Linked DNA regions of Homo sapiens: region 1 is linked to region 2. The links are chromatin loops, found by intact Hi-C in ENCODE. Cell type or tissue: heart left ventricle. All regions are shown on one strand. Each heading gives the region's core, and the rest is flanking DNA. Links, peaks and the distances in the headings are about the cores only.

Evidence for each region. A loop is a pair of places that touch in the nucleus more often than their neighbours do. Peaks named below come from ENCODE experiments on the same cell type or tissue, not always from the same donor. Only the 100,000 strongest peaks of a DNase experiment are listed, where the experiment ranks them.
Region 1: a loop joins it to region 2, with 4 times the contacts of the local background. A loop is called at or near these places in 5 of 110 quality-filtered maps.

Annotation. Positions count from the first base shown.
Region 1 is chr7:64,490,421-64,497,697 of GRCh38, reverse strand. No RefSeq gene overlaps it. Among named protein-coding and RNA genes, the nearest start is that of ZNF680, 69 kb to the left of the region's middle. In heart left ventricle, for the core only: no CTCF peak of the experiment used is centred there; no DNase peak of the experiment used is centred there; H3K4me3 peaks cover 821 bases.
Region 2 is chr7:64,551,113-64,558,389 of GRCh38, reverse strand. The region is part of intron 1 of ZNF680 (zinc finger protein 680); the gene reads left to right. It also overlaps the pseudogene BNIP3P42. Among named protein-coding and RNA genes, the nearest start is that of ZNF680, 8.3 kb to the left of the region's middle. RefSeq lists an enhancer at 3,758-4,263. In heart left ventricle, for the core only: no CTCF peak of the experiment used is centred there; no DNase peak of the experiment used is centred there; H3K27ac peaks cover 1,804 bases.

The DNA.
Region 1 (7,277 bases), core at 1,542-4,041, 60 kb after region 2:
TTAAGATTTTTTTTCTACTTTATGCTGATGTTAAGCTACACAAAGCTTACCAAAAGATTTATTTTATCATATTTATTTTTTACCCAAAGTTACAACACTTAAATATTTAAAGTGACATTCTGGATTCCCATTTTCCAGGTGATGTAGTTTGCATTTATTAGTACTACCTTTCAGTTTTTCCTTATGTGGTGCAAGATTATAAAAATGCCTCCCAGCTGATTTCTTAGGTAACAGCAGAATCTGTTTTCTCAGACAGTAGCATAAGAATTGTTGATATACCACCTTTAGAGGTATTGAACACACTGGATAAATGTGGTGAAATCTGGATTTATCTATAAACTCATTAGAGGCTGACTCATGGCAACACATGTTATAGTTCAATATTTTTGTTTAAATCGTTGAGCCACATCCATCTATATATGTAACACTAAGATTCTAACAGCTCCTTTACACTAAGCCCGAATTCATTTTACCTGGTGATTTGATTTGAAATGTATGAGCTGTATTATATAACTTTCAAATAAGTAATACAAATTCAAAGAATATGGAAAGAAGAGTCATACAGGCACACTGACAGTGAATTGTAATCTGGCAGGTGACAATGATTAACAGGTTGTGCGGATTCAACTAGACCTAAATCCCTGAAACAATATTAAAAGACAGAATTTTTAAATTAAAAACATTGACAATATAATAGGCCTATAATATTTAAAAAAATGTTTACCCATCATCAGTCGATATTAAGTTAAACTAGAAAATTTGGAACACACTATCCAAAAAAAATGAAATAAGTCAACTATCCCCAGGCTTACTCTGATCAAAATAAGACTTCGGCATATTTGAAAACACCAAATTATTATGAAAAATATTCATTTTGAACAGATCTTTTTTATATATTACTTCTAAATAAACCTAATACTAATAGGTTTGATTTATGAAATATTTGTTTATGTCTATCGCTGTAGTTAAAAATTGAGATATTATATAAACATAGTTTAAATAATTTTGATTAAAATATTTGGTGTTTTAATTGAGTACCAGTATTCATACAGTATGGCAAATTCAGGCTTATTGTATAAAACGGCAAAATAGTATTTTACTTTTTGTAAAATGCAAAATGGTATTTTACATTTTTTGACTATTTTGGCATTTTATAAAATAAGCCTACATTTTTGGAGACATTTTTAAAGAAGCCAATCTTTTCTAAAATAAAATTAATACATCAAAAACTAGAGACATAAATGTCGTATACATCGTTTACTGAATCCTACAGTAATCTGTAAAGTTTGTTTGTGTACATCAATGTTAGATTACCTAAAACATAATAAAGTTTCTATTTTACGTTATATTTAATATACAAAAGTCCAAAATATATCCAGACAGACAAAAATTGTGGCTGCCACTTTAAAAAACAATGTTTGTCTGGCCATGGTGGCTCATGCCTGTAAGCCCAACACTTTGGAAGGCCGAGGCAGGCGGATCACTTGAGGTCAGTAGTTTGAGACCAGCCTGGCCAACATGATGAAACCCTGTGTCTACTAAAAGTACAAAAATTAGCTGGGAGTGGTGGCAGGCACCAGTAATCCCACCTACTCGGAAGGCTGAGGCAGGAGAATCGCTTGAACCCGAGAGGCGAGGTTGCAGTGAGCCGAGATCGCGTCACTGCAGTCCAGCCAGGGCAGTAGGGCAACAACTCCATCCCAAATTAAATTAAATTTAAAAAACCAAAGGTTTTAGCACGATAAAGAACGTTAAAATGTAAACTAAACTATGACAGTTTAGATTATGATGAATGACTTTTTATTTGCACTTATGTTAAGAATCACCTTTATTTATTTTTTTGAAACACACAGGAAATGCTGTGGTGGTAACTTGCTGGGTGATGACTGGGATGGTATTTACTATCCTAGGGATGGTGGGGTCCAGTGGACCAGAATCCTCAGCACCTGACCATGTTCACTGCTGTCCTTTCTCTCCCTAAGATTCGTTTCTCAGACTCCATCATCAACTCTGTTTCTATCGTGGCGTGAACGGTTTTTCGCTGCTTTAGCATCTAACTTTGATTTCTGCGAATTTTCGTTGATAGTTTGTTTTTCTTGTCCATCTCTGGTGCTGGCTTTGCTGTTCCACTTTGAGGAGTTCCGGCAGCTTCACCCTCAGCTACTCCAACAGTCCATCCTTTTGGCTCAAACTCTTGCAGTTTCTTTCGGTTCTTCTGTTCCTGGCGTCTGAGATTTGTCAGCAGAGCCTGTTTTTCAGGGAACATGGATACCACCTCCTCCCTCCTGCGGGGTGGCTCCTGCACGTCTAGTGGGCGCTAGTCCCAGCCGCGGCCCAGCCAAGCACAGCGGCAACCGCAGCAGCAGCCGGAGTGCCAGCCCCCGGGGTCGCCCAGGCCAGGGACGCCACGGCTCTAACCCTGGGTCGAGGCCCAGATCGGTGCACAGAAAGCCGATGTCAAGTGGAGCATTTCCCACAGCTGGGCGAGCCCTCCTCAGCCTGCGGAGCCAGTTCCTGCCACCAGCTTCATGCTGCCACTGCCCCCTTTCATTAGAGGGACGCACAGGAAGGCACAGGGGCACAGAGACATCGTGGAAGAGTCCAGGGGAAGGAGGAGGGGCGGGGCCCGTCAGCCTCAGGCCCAGGGCATTGCGGCGCGCCTCATGCCTGAGCAAACATCAGCCACTGTCACCGCGGGGAGGACAGAGGGGCCCAGGCTCCCCCAGCCAGCCTTCCTCTGTGCCAGGAGAGGAGACAACTTTCCTAAAAAGCAGCACAGGGTAGAACCTGCAGATCTGACCCAATTAAGTTTTCGTCCTTTTTAACTCTTTTCTCTTGTTTTGCCTTTTCCTTTCAAATTATGCTCACCTGAAGTCAGATTTCATGTTCCATCTTCATGTGGCAATTTACATGTAATCATAATGGTCACAACTTTAAAAACTTTTTTTGTTTTTTTAATTTGGAGACGGAGTCTCACACTGTCGCCCAGCCTGGTGTACAGTGTCGCGATCTCAGCTCACTGCAACCTCCGACTCCCGGGTTCAAGCAATTCTCAGGCTTCAGCCTCCTGAGTAGCTGGGATTACAGGCATGCGCCACCACGCCTGGCTAATTTTTGTATTTTTAGTAGAGATGGGGTTTTGCAATGTTGTTCAGGCTGGTCTCAAATTCCTGGCCTCAAGTGATCCGCCCAGCTTGGCCTCCCAAAGTGCTAGGATTACAGAAAAATTTTAATTTATTTTACCCAACAGTGCTGGGTTAACATTAAACTTTTAATAGTGCTTTCTGAATGCTACAGTTTATTACCTTTTATTTGATTCTATTAACTAAGCTATAGTAACTAATAATAAAGTCTCAATTTGCATACCTTGACAGTTTACAAAGGGCATGCATTTATTCATTTAACCAATAAATGTGTGTTGAGCATACACAATGTGCCATACTTTTTGCTAGGCTTAGGAAATAAAATGAAGAAAAGAAAGTATTGGTCTCTACTCTCATAAAACTTTCAGGCTGGCTTCATGAAACTCTCACACACTCCTGAGAAGTGGATACCTCTGAAGTCTCTTATTAACCTCCTACCCAAAGTAACCACCATGTGAATTTTGTGTTATTCTTTAATTTATGCATTTTTATCTATAAACCATATACATTTTAGTGTTGCCTGTTTTTTGCGTTTATATACATTTTACCATTTTATATTTGGGACTTGCTTTTTTATTTATAATTTTTTTATTATTTCATGTTGCTTAGCATAGCTGTAGTTGTCCATTTTCACTGCTGCATAGTGTAAATATACATCAATTTATAAATCAATCTTATTGCCAGTGGATATTTGTGAATTCCAATTACTCCATATTTTTACCAACTTAGAATTACTAGACATAATTTTTGACAAAATGGTGAATTAGAAAAGTGTATCATTTATAGTTTTAATTAGCATTTTCATAGTTACTAATGAAGTTGGAATTTTTCATGTTTATTGATCTAATAAGATCTAAGACTTGCCATCTCTCCTATATTTAATGTCTTTTTCTTATTCATAATAGTCTAATAAATAATAGTTATATATATATATATAAAAATATATATAAAAAACTTTTTTTTTTTTTGAGATGAAGTTTCTCTCCTGTTGCCCAGGCTGGAGTGCAATGGTGTGATCTTGGCTCACTGCAACCTCAGCCTCCTGGGTTCAAGTGATTCTTCTGCCTCAGCCTCCCAAGTAGCTGGGATTACAGACACGCACCACCACACCTGGCTAATTTTTTTGTATTTTTAGTAGAGATGGGGTTTCAACACGTTGGCCAGCTGGTCTTGAACTCCTGATTTCAGGTGATCCACTCGCCTCAGCCTCCCAAAGTGCTGGGATTACAGGTGTAAGCCACAGCGCCGGTCTGTAATATATATATTTTTAAATATCAATCTTTTGTAGTATGTCTTTTAAAAATATTTTCTCCCAATTTTGCTTTGCCTTTGCATTATCTGTAGTAAAACATGTTTTTATACATTATTAATAATCAAGTTTAAAATTGATAGTCTAATTTATAAATATTTTTATGCATTATTTTTATCTTGTGCCATGTTTAGAAAATTTTTACCCCAGTTATAATATTTTCCTGTATTTTCTCCTAAAAGTTTTAATTCCTTAATCTATGTGAACAAGTTTTTTGTGTGAGTTGCTTTTCAGGTATCCAGTCTACCTAGGTAGAACCAATTGTTTAGGTACTAGTTTATTGACTAATTCTTCTTTGCAAGTATAATTGTATAACTCATTTCTCATTTTAATCTGTTGACTGGAACCACAGATGCAATAGTTAACAAAAATGTTTACAGCAGCATCATTATCATGTTTATGACATTAAAAAACAAGCTTTTAATAGTTTATTATGTATATTTGCTGTAGTTTATTTTAGATACCTTGTATATTTACAATATAAAATCACATCTTTTATTTCTAGTTTGCTGGAAGGCTTTTACCGAGCTCTTTTCTGTGCCTATTTTATATACATGTATAGATTTTAGTGTTCAACTTATCCTGTACTCCTGAGATAATCTTAGTCATGGAAACTGGGTCTCACAAATCTGTCTCCCCCTTTTGGTTCCTAAATAAGATGGTTACAAGATGAAAGGCTACACACCTCCCCCATATTTTGCACACAAGAAAATTCCTGGTGAGATGTTAAAACTTCACCATGGCAATGCAACTTGATAGCTTATCTTTACAGGTGCAGTCACCCTGGCCCGCCGGACACAAATGCATATCTGATTTTTTTCCTACCCCATTTTGTCTGTTATGTAAAATGCAGATTCCCCACATTTTTCTTCTGCCCCCTTTTATGTAAAAACTGTGTGCTTCTCAATATCCCACCCTTTCCCCTTTAAATTTGGAGCCCTCAAAATCATCTTCAGAAAAAGGCATAGACCTGTCTCCTGGGTGTGTCCTTAACTTTGGCAAATAAATTTCCTAAAATGACTGAGATGTGTTTCGTTGTTTACTTCGACTGACATCTGGTAACCACAGAGGGATCCTGACTGAAAGTGACTTACCTGGCTTGTGGCAGTTCACCTTTCAGTGCTTGGTACCGGCTTGGGCACCTTATGGCCTGAACCGACAGGAAATTTACGGAAGTCTGGGACCCCTTTTCTCCAGGGATCCCTGATTTTCCGCGTTTTTCAGCTGGGGGTCGGAGGTTTATTTGCTGTTAAAAAGACTCTTTTGCTTCTGCATCGGCAGAGAGTCTTCTCCAGCATGGGCCCCATAAGTAGGTAAGAAACTGGTTTGGGATTCTGCCTTGCAAATTCTTCTTTCTCTCGTTCTCTTTCCTTTTTTTTTTTTGTTGTTGTTGTTGTTCTTGTTTTTGAGACTGAGTCTCACTCTATTGCCCAGGCTTGAGTGCAGTGGGGCAATCCGGGCTCACTGCAATCTCCGCCTCCCAGGTTCAAGCGATTCTCCTGCCTCAACCCCCCCAGTAGCTGGAATTACAGGTGCATGCCACCACGCCTGGCTAATTTTTCTTTCTTTTTTTTTTTTTGAGACGGAGTCTCGCTCTGTTGCCCAGCCTGGAGTGCAGTGGTGCAATCTCGGCTAACTGCAACCTCCGCCTCCCAGGTTCAAGCAATTCTCCTGCTTCAGCCTCCCGAGTAGCTGGGATTACAGGCACACAACACCATGCCCGGATAATTTTTGTATTTTTTTTTAGTAGAGACGGGTTTCACCATGTTGGTCAAGCTGGTCTCAAACTCCCGACCCTGTGATCTGCCCGCCTCAGCCTCTCAAAGTGCTGGGATTACAGGCGTAAGCCACTGCACCCGGCCTAATTTTTGTATTTTTAGTAGAGACGGGGTTTCACCATGTTGACCAGGATGGTCTCAATCTCTTGACCTCGTAATCTGCCCACCTCAGCCTCCCAAAGTGCTGGGATTACAGGCATGAGCCACCACACCCAGGTGCAAATTCTTTTAAATGACTGAAATAGCATAATAGCATTAACAACTAGCTGTTGTTAATTTCCTGCCTACACTTAGAGCACTCAGAAACTGTATATTTTGTGTGATTGTTGTTATGCTTAACGTTTTTGTTTTTGTTTTTTGGTGCGTGTGTGTGTTGTGTATGTGTGTGTTTTGGTCCTTTCCCTTATCAGATTTGACCAACTTTGAACCCTCTAGCTCATGAGTTTGTAATCTTCCACTCTGAAGAAATACAGCACCTTGCTCCCCTCAGCCTTTTGGGGCATTCTCAGATGACTGGGAATCATGTGAGGGTGTCTAGGAGAAATGCTCCCTAAAACGTGCAGATGTTCTAAATAGGTTTCCCCTTTCAGAAGAACATATTTAGAATCCAATCTCATCTAGCAGGGGCATATAACGAGCCAAACCCTACTGCACCTTGAGCCCCTGACACATTTGTGCCAAGTAGCTTCGACACAGGTGGACTGAACCGGTTCAGGGGGTAACGGCCCTGAAAAGCTAGGTCTGAAAGCAGCACATTTTGGGTTTGACACATGTCCCTACTTGATCAAATCTGAAGAGGAGCTCTAAATTATGGGGAACAAGGCCTCTAAGACCCCGCGTGCTGCAGAAAATAAGGTTCTGCCTTTGGAAACTCCGCTGGGTATATGCAAAATGCTTATGGTAAATCATCATGCAAACATTTAACTAAGTGGGCCACTGTAACTAAAGCAGATTCTAAATTCCAATGGCCTAAATTGGGATCTTTTGAGATGCCTAAATTAGTGTACCTGTGAACCAGGATGAAAAATTCAGGCACAAATCTAAGCG
Region 2 (7,277 bases), core at 2,305-4,804:
AGCTGCCACCCCAGGATTCCCACCCACTCACAAACATACCCATAAATTGATGTGTCCACACTCCTCCCAGGACTAGGCACCACCATCAGGAATTTCACCACAGCATTTTTGATCCTAGTGTTTTTTTTTGCCAAAAATCCACAAAAGTGTTTATAGTCTCCTGCATATCCCCACCCCCAGACACTGAATCTGCAGCAGCAACCTTTTTCCTCCACCAACCAACGGTTCTGTACCACCTGTTCATAATCTCATCTGCCTGCCCGGACACAGAAATAAACAAGTACAGCCCCACCTGGGCCACTATCTGTAGGGCAAACAAGTCCTTCCACCTACATTGCACTATCCTCCACCTGTGGATTTTATTCCTTTTAACTTTTATTTTTGTTTCAGGGTTGGGGGTAAACGTGCGAGTTGTTATATAAGCAAAATTGTGGCATAGGGGTTTGGTGTAGATTATTTTGTTAATGAGGTACTATGCATAGCATAAACAGGTATTTTTTTCTAGTCCTTTCTGTCCTCCTACCCACCACCCTCAACTAGGCCTGTGTCTGTTTTTCCTCTCTTTGTCCTCCGCCTCCGGGGTTCAAGCAATTCTGCCTCAGCCTTCTGAGTAACTGGAACTACAGGTGCATGCAACCACAGCCGGCTAATTTTTGTATTCTTAGTAGAGACAGGGGTTTCACCACATTGGCCAGGCTGGTCTCAAACTCCTGACCTCAAGTGATCTGCCTGCCTCAGCCTCCCAAAGTGCTGGGATTGCAGGCATGAGCCATTGCACCCGGCCTTTTTGGTAAGTTTTTTTTTGTTTTGTTTTTTTTTGTTTTTTTGTTTTTTTGAGACGGACCCTTGCTCTGTCACCCAGGCTGGAGTGCAGTGGCACGATCTTGGCTCACTGCAACCTCTGCCTCCCGGATTCAAGCGATTCTCCAGCCTCAGCCTCCTGAGTAGCTGGGATTACAGGTGCGTGCCAACACACGTGGCTACTTTTTGTATTTTTAGTAGAGACGGGGTTTCACCATGTTGGTCAGGCTGGTCTCGAATTCCTGACCTTGTGATCTGCCTGCCTCAGCCTCCCAAAGTGCTGAGATTACATGTATGAACCACTGCGCCTGGCCTTATGGTAAATTTTTTTTTTTTTTGAGACAGTGTCTCGCTCTGTCGCCCAGTCTGGAGTGCAGTGGCGCGATCTTGGCTCACTGCAAGCTCTACCTCCCAGGTTCATGCCATTCTCCTGCCTCAGCCTCCGGAGTAGCTGGGACTACAGGTGACTGCCACTACGCCTGGCTAATTTTTTTGTATTTTTAGTAGAGACGGGGTTTTACCATGTTTGCCAGGATGGTCTCAATCTCCTGGCCTCGTGATCCGCCCGCCTTGGCCTCCCAAAGTGCTCGGATTACAGGCGTGAGCCACTGTACCCGTCCCGCCTTATGGTAAAATTTTTAAAATTCCTTACAAATTTTGAATAATAGACCTTTGTCAGAAGCATATTTTACAAATATTTTCTTTTTATTGTGTAGGTTGTTTGTTTACTCTATTGATAGTTTGCTTTGCTGTGAAGAAGCTCTTTAGTTTCTTTAGGTCCCATTTATCAAGTTTTGCTTTTGTTGCAATTGCTTTTGGCATCTTCATCATAAAATCTTTGCCAGTTCCTATGTCAATAATATTTTCTTTATCCAATTGACATAGGTATTTTTTAGATTTTCTTTCAGGGTTTTTTACAATTGTATGTTCTACATTTAGGTCTTTAATCACCTGGAGTTGATTTTTTTTTTATATGGTGTAAGGAAAGCATCCAGTTTCAGTCTTTTACATAGTGCTAGCTGGTTATTCCAGCACCATTTATTAAATAGGGAATTCTTCCTGCATTGCTCTTGTGACCTTTGTGGAAGATCAGATGGTTGTAGGTGTGTGGCATGATTTCTGGGCTCTCTTATTCTGTTCCATTGTTCTGTAGTCTGTGTTTGTACCAGTATCATGCTGCTTTGGTTACTCTGTTGTATAATTTGAAGTCAGGTAATGTAATGCCACCTGCTTTGTTCTTTTTGCTTGTGATTGCCTTGGCTATTCAGGTTTTTGGTTTTTTTTCGGTTTCATATAAATTTTAAAATACTTTTTTTTTTTTTTTTTTTTAGTTCCGTGAAGAATGTTATTGGTAGTTTGATAGAAATAGCATTAATTCTGTAAATTTCATTTGGCAGTATGGCCATTTTAATGATATCAGTCTTTTCTATCCATGAGCATAAAATGGCTGCCCATTGGCTTGTGTCATCTCTGACTTCTTTAAGAAGCATTTTGTAATTTTTGTTTTAGAGATTTTTCACCTCCCTGATTAGGTGTATTCCTAGACATTTTATTATTTTTGTGGTTATTGTGAATGGGATTTTTTTTGATTTGGCCTTAGGTTGAATGTTGTTGATGTTCAGAGATGTTACTGATTTTTGTACACTTATTTTGTATCCTGAAACTTCTATTTTCTAGTTTGTGTGCATAGATTTTCTAGTTCATGTGCATAGAAGTGTTCATAGTAGACTTCAATAGTTATTTGTATTTCTGTGGGGTCAGTGGTAGTCATTTCTAATTGTGTTTATTTGGACCTTCTCTTATTTCTTTATTATTGTAGCTAGTGGTTTATCTTATTTTATATATATATATATATTTTTTTTTACAAAGGTTTAATTCCTGGATTTTTTGGTCTCGTATTTTTTTTCTGTTTAAATCTTCAGTTCAGATCTGATTTTGGTTATTTCTTGTCTTTTCCTAGCTTAGGGGTTGGTTTGCTCTTGCTTTCTCTCATTCTTTTATTCATGATGTTAGGTTGTTAAATTGAGATCTTTGTAACTTTTGGATGTGAGCTTTTAGTGCTATAAATTTCTCTTTAACACTGCCTTAGCTGTGTTGCAGAGATTCTGGTATGTTGTATCTTTGTTCTCATTTTTTGCAATGAACTTGATTTCTGCTTTAATTTCATTATTTACTCAAAAGTCATTTAGACTCAGGTGGCATAATTTCCATGTATTTGTATCACTTCAAGTGTTTTTTTTTTTGGTATTGAATTATATTTTTATCAAGCTGTGCTCTGTGTGTGTGGTTGGTGTAATTTTGGAATTTGCTGAGGGTTGTTTTATTTCTGATTGTGTGGTCAATTTTGGAGTATGTGCCACATGGTAATGAGAAGAATGTATAGTATGTTGTTTTTAGATTAAGAGTTTTGTAGGACTGTTTGTCCAAGTGTTGAGTTTAGATCCTGAGTTATTTGTAAATTTTCTGCCCTAATAATCTAACAGGGTCTGTGGGGTGTTGTATCCCACTATTATTGTGTCAGAATCTAAGTCTCTTCATAGGTCTCTAAGAACTTGCTTTATTCATGTACATCCACAGATTTTTTTTTTAATTTTTTTAGTATTTATTGATCATTCTTGGGTGTTTCTCGGAGAGGGGGATTTGGCAGGGTCATAGGACAATAGTGGAGGGAAGGTCAGCAGATAAACATGTGAACAAAGGTCTCTGGTTTTCCTAGGCAGAGGGCCCCGCTGCCTTCCGCAGTGTTTGTGTCCCTGGGTACTTGAGATTAGGGAGTGGTGATGACTCTTAACGAGTATGCCGCCTTCAAGCATCTGTTTAACAAAGCACATCTTGCACCGCCCTTAATCCATTTAACCCTTAGTGGACACAGCACATGTTTCAGAGAGCACGGGGTTGGGGGCAAGGTTATAGATTAACAGCATCCCAAGGCAGAAGAATCTTTGCCAGTACAGAACAAAATGGAGTCTCCCATGTCCACTTCTTTCCACACACAGAAACAATCCGATCTCTCTTTCTTTTCCCCACATTTCCCCCTTTTCTATTCGACAAAAACCGCCATTGTCATCATGGCCCGTTCTCAATGAGCTGTTGGGTACACCTCCCAGACGGGGCAGCCGGTCAGAGGCGCCCCCCCACCTCCCAGACGGGGCAGCGGCCGGGTGGGGGCTGCCCCCCACCTCCTGGACGGGGCAGCTGGCCGGGCTGGGGCTGCCCCCCACCTCCCGGACGGGGCGGCTGCCAGGCGGAGGAGCTCCTCACTTCCCAGACTGGGTGGCCGGTCAGAGACGCTCCTCACTTCCCAGACGGGTTGGCGGCAGGGCAGAGACACTCCTCAGTTCCCAGACGGGGTCGCGGCCGGGCAGAGGCGCTCTTCACATCTCAGACGGGGCGGCGGGGCAGAGGCGCTCCCCACATCCCAGACGATGGGCGGCCGGGCAGAGACGCTCCTCACTTCCTAGACGGGATGACGGCCGGGAAGAGGCGCTCCTCACTTCCCAGACTGGGCGGCCGGGCAGAGGGGCTCCTCACATCCCAGAGGATGGGCGGCCAGGCAGAGACGCTCCTCACTTCCTAGACGGGGTGGCGGCCGGGCAGAGGCTGCAATCTCGGCACTTTGGGAGGCCAAGGCAGGCGGCTGGGAGGTGGAGGTTGTAGCGAGCCGAGATCACGCCACTGCACTCCAGCCTGGGCAACATTGAGCACTGAGTGAGCGAGACTCCGTCTGCAATCCCGGCACCTCGGGAGGCCGTGGCGGGCAGATCACTTGAGGTCAGGAGCTGGAGACCAGCCCGGCCAACACAGCGAAACCCCGTCTCCACCAAAAAATGCGAAAACCAGTCTGGCGTGGCGGCGCGCGCCTGCAATCCCAGGCACTTGGCAGGCTGAGGCAGGAGAATCAGGCAGGGAGGTTGCAGTGAGCCGAGATGGCGGCAGTACAGTCCAGCCTCGGCTTGGCATCAGAGGGAGACAGGAGAGGGAGAGGGCACAGATTTTTTTTTATAACACCTTTCTGTATTCTGCTTTTTCTCTCTGTAAACATTCTTTCAAGTGCACACAGTGTGCCCAAGGCCACTCCTTGGATGCCTGAATCCAGTGTCTACTGAAATTCAGATGTCCAAGACTTCAAGAGCATGTCTAAAGACTTGGCTGTTATAGGAGAAAATAAAAATAAGAGGCTCTATTCTCCTACCTGAAAATAAGGAAGGCTATTAAGGCTATTATCCTCATCTCTCTTTTCTTAAAGCATTTGGATTATGTGTACTTTTTTTCTCTGCTTTATTGAAATATATGTAAATCATATAAATCATATTAATCTAGGTGTAGCTAAATAAACGATTCAGTATATAACAGTGGAGTTGGAGTTGAACCTTGGTTTCTATTTATTACTTCAGAACAATTAGCATTGTCACAGGAAGCATTTGTAGACAACCTACAATCATATACTTTTTTTTTTTTTTTTTTGAGATAGAGTGTTACTTTGTCCCCCAGGCTGGAGTGCAGTGGCGCAGTCTCAGCTCACTGCAACTCCATTTCCCAGGTTCAAGCAATTCTCCTGCCTCATCCTCCTGAGTAGCTGGGACTACAGGCATGTGCTACCACGCCTGGCTAGTTTTTGTATTTTTAGTAGAGACAGGATTTTGCCATGTTGGCCAGGCTGGTCTTGAACTCCTGACCTCAGGTGATCTGCCCATCTTGACCTCCCAAAGTGCTGGGATTACTGGCGTGAGCCACCGTGCCTGGTCAACATTCATATAAATTAAAGAGTATTTTCTACAATAATATAAATATAAGGCCACGACATTTACTTTGAATGAAACCGTTAGTCATTTTAATATTGTTATTTCTACTTTTTAAATATAAAGTGTTTTAACTGAATTATGGTTAAAGAAAATTTTCACAAATCCTACATACATTATGACGAGTACATTAAAATTATTTATATTTAGATACTTATCTCTAATATCCAAATAAAACTTATTACCAAATTGTTACAGTAGATACTAGTCTTACATACTTATTACCTTATCTGGTAGGGATAACTATAAGTAAGCATGAGTTTAGTGTCTTTCATTTCAGTAAGTTAGAATGCTGCTATTAAAGGACAAATAAACACAAATGATGTGACCACCAGAAAACTATAATAGCTCTCCTCTTAGCTGTGTTGCAAGCTCAAATATGTTCCACCATATAAACAAAATCAGATTCTAATTTTTCATCAAAAAGTGCTGGTGGTGACCGAGCACAGTGGCTCACGCCTGTAATCACAGCACTTAGGGAGGCCAACGCGGGTGGATCACTTGAGGTCAGGAGTTGGAGACCAGAATGGCCAACACAGTGAAACCTGTCTCTACTAAAAATACAAAAATTAGCTGGATATGGTGGCAGGTGCCTGTAATTCCATCTACTCTGGAGGCTGAGGCAGGAGAATTGCTTTAACCTGGGAGGCGGAGGGTGCAGTGAGCTGAGATCATGCCACTGCACTCTAACCTGAGTGACAGAACGAGACTCCATTTCAGAAAAAAAGTGCTGGTGGATGTAGTGTGATGTATTCCAATAGAATCCCCCTTTCAATGGCTAAAAGATGAGAGAGCAGCAGAGATGGAGGAATCTTATAAAATTCTGCTGAGAATATGCTCCCTTTTTCGTAATGCTCATGTTTCTCATGCTGAGAGTAGCTGTGTAATTTGGGTATTTAGAGAGAAATATTTTATAGGGAAATATTTTCTGGCTGACTTCATCAATCTTACATGTAATCTGAGTTTTTTCTCAAGATACATTTAACTTATTTTTTCTCTCGGTATAATCTTTCTGAGACTGAGAGCTGTTTTTCTCTCCAATGCTTTGAGTGTCTGTTTCAGAAGCCATTTTAGCATTTCACAGTGTCTGTGAATGAGGTGGGCTGTCACAATGGAACTCTTGGAGCTGTCTCTTTACAGACTCATGCTGGAAATCCAGCAGAATGTTTTCCATGTCACCATTATAAATAGAAACTGAGCCTAAAACTGTTCCCGTTCTCATTATTGTGAAGGTGCATTCCTACCCAGGAGGCCTGCAGGCTCTCCTCCTGCAGCTCAGGCTTCACTCTCTGATGTGGCGCTGGAGTGCTGCTGTGGCAATTGGGGTTCATGTGAGATGTGACCTCCTGGCTGTTCACCCTGTATTGTGGGCTGTACCTCAGTGGCAGGAGGTAGGAGTCAAGAGAAAACTCCAGCCACCAGGAGAGGGCAAGCAGAAGTGCTGTAGTCCAACGCTTGGGGAGTAGAGAGCCATTGCTTCAAAATGTAAATAGCCAAAATGATAGCACACTATTCAAATGTTTCTGTAGGAGACTGAGAGCCTACCTTTAGCAGGCACCTGGTTTTATATTGCACAACTACCCTCTGTCATGAAGATCTTAAAAGTTTATTTTGTAATTATATATAACAAATTAACATACACGGATGGCCTCCCCAATTACCAGGTGAATTTAGAGT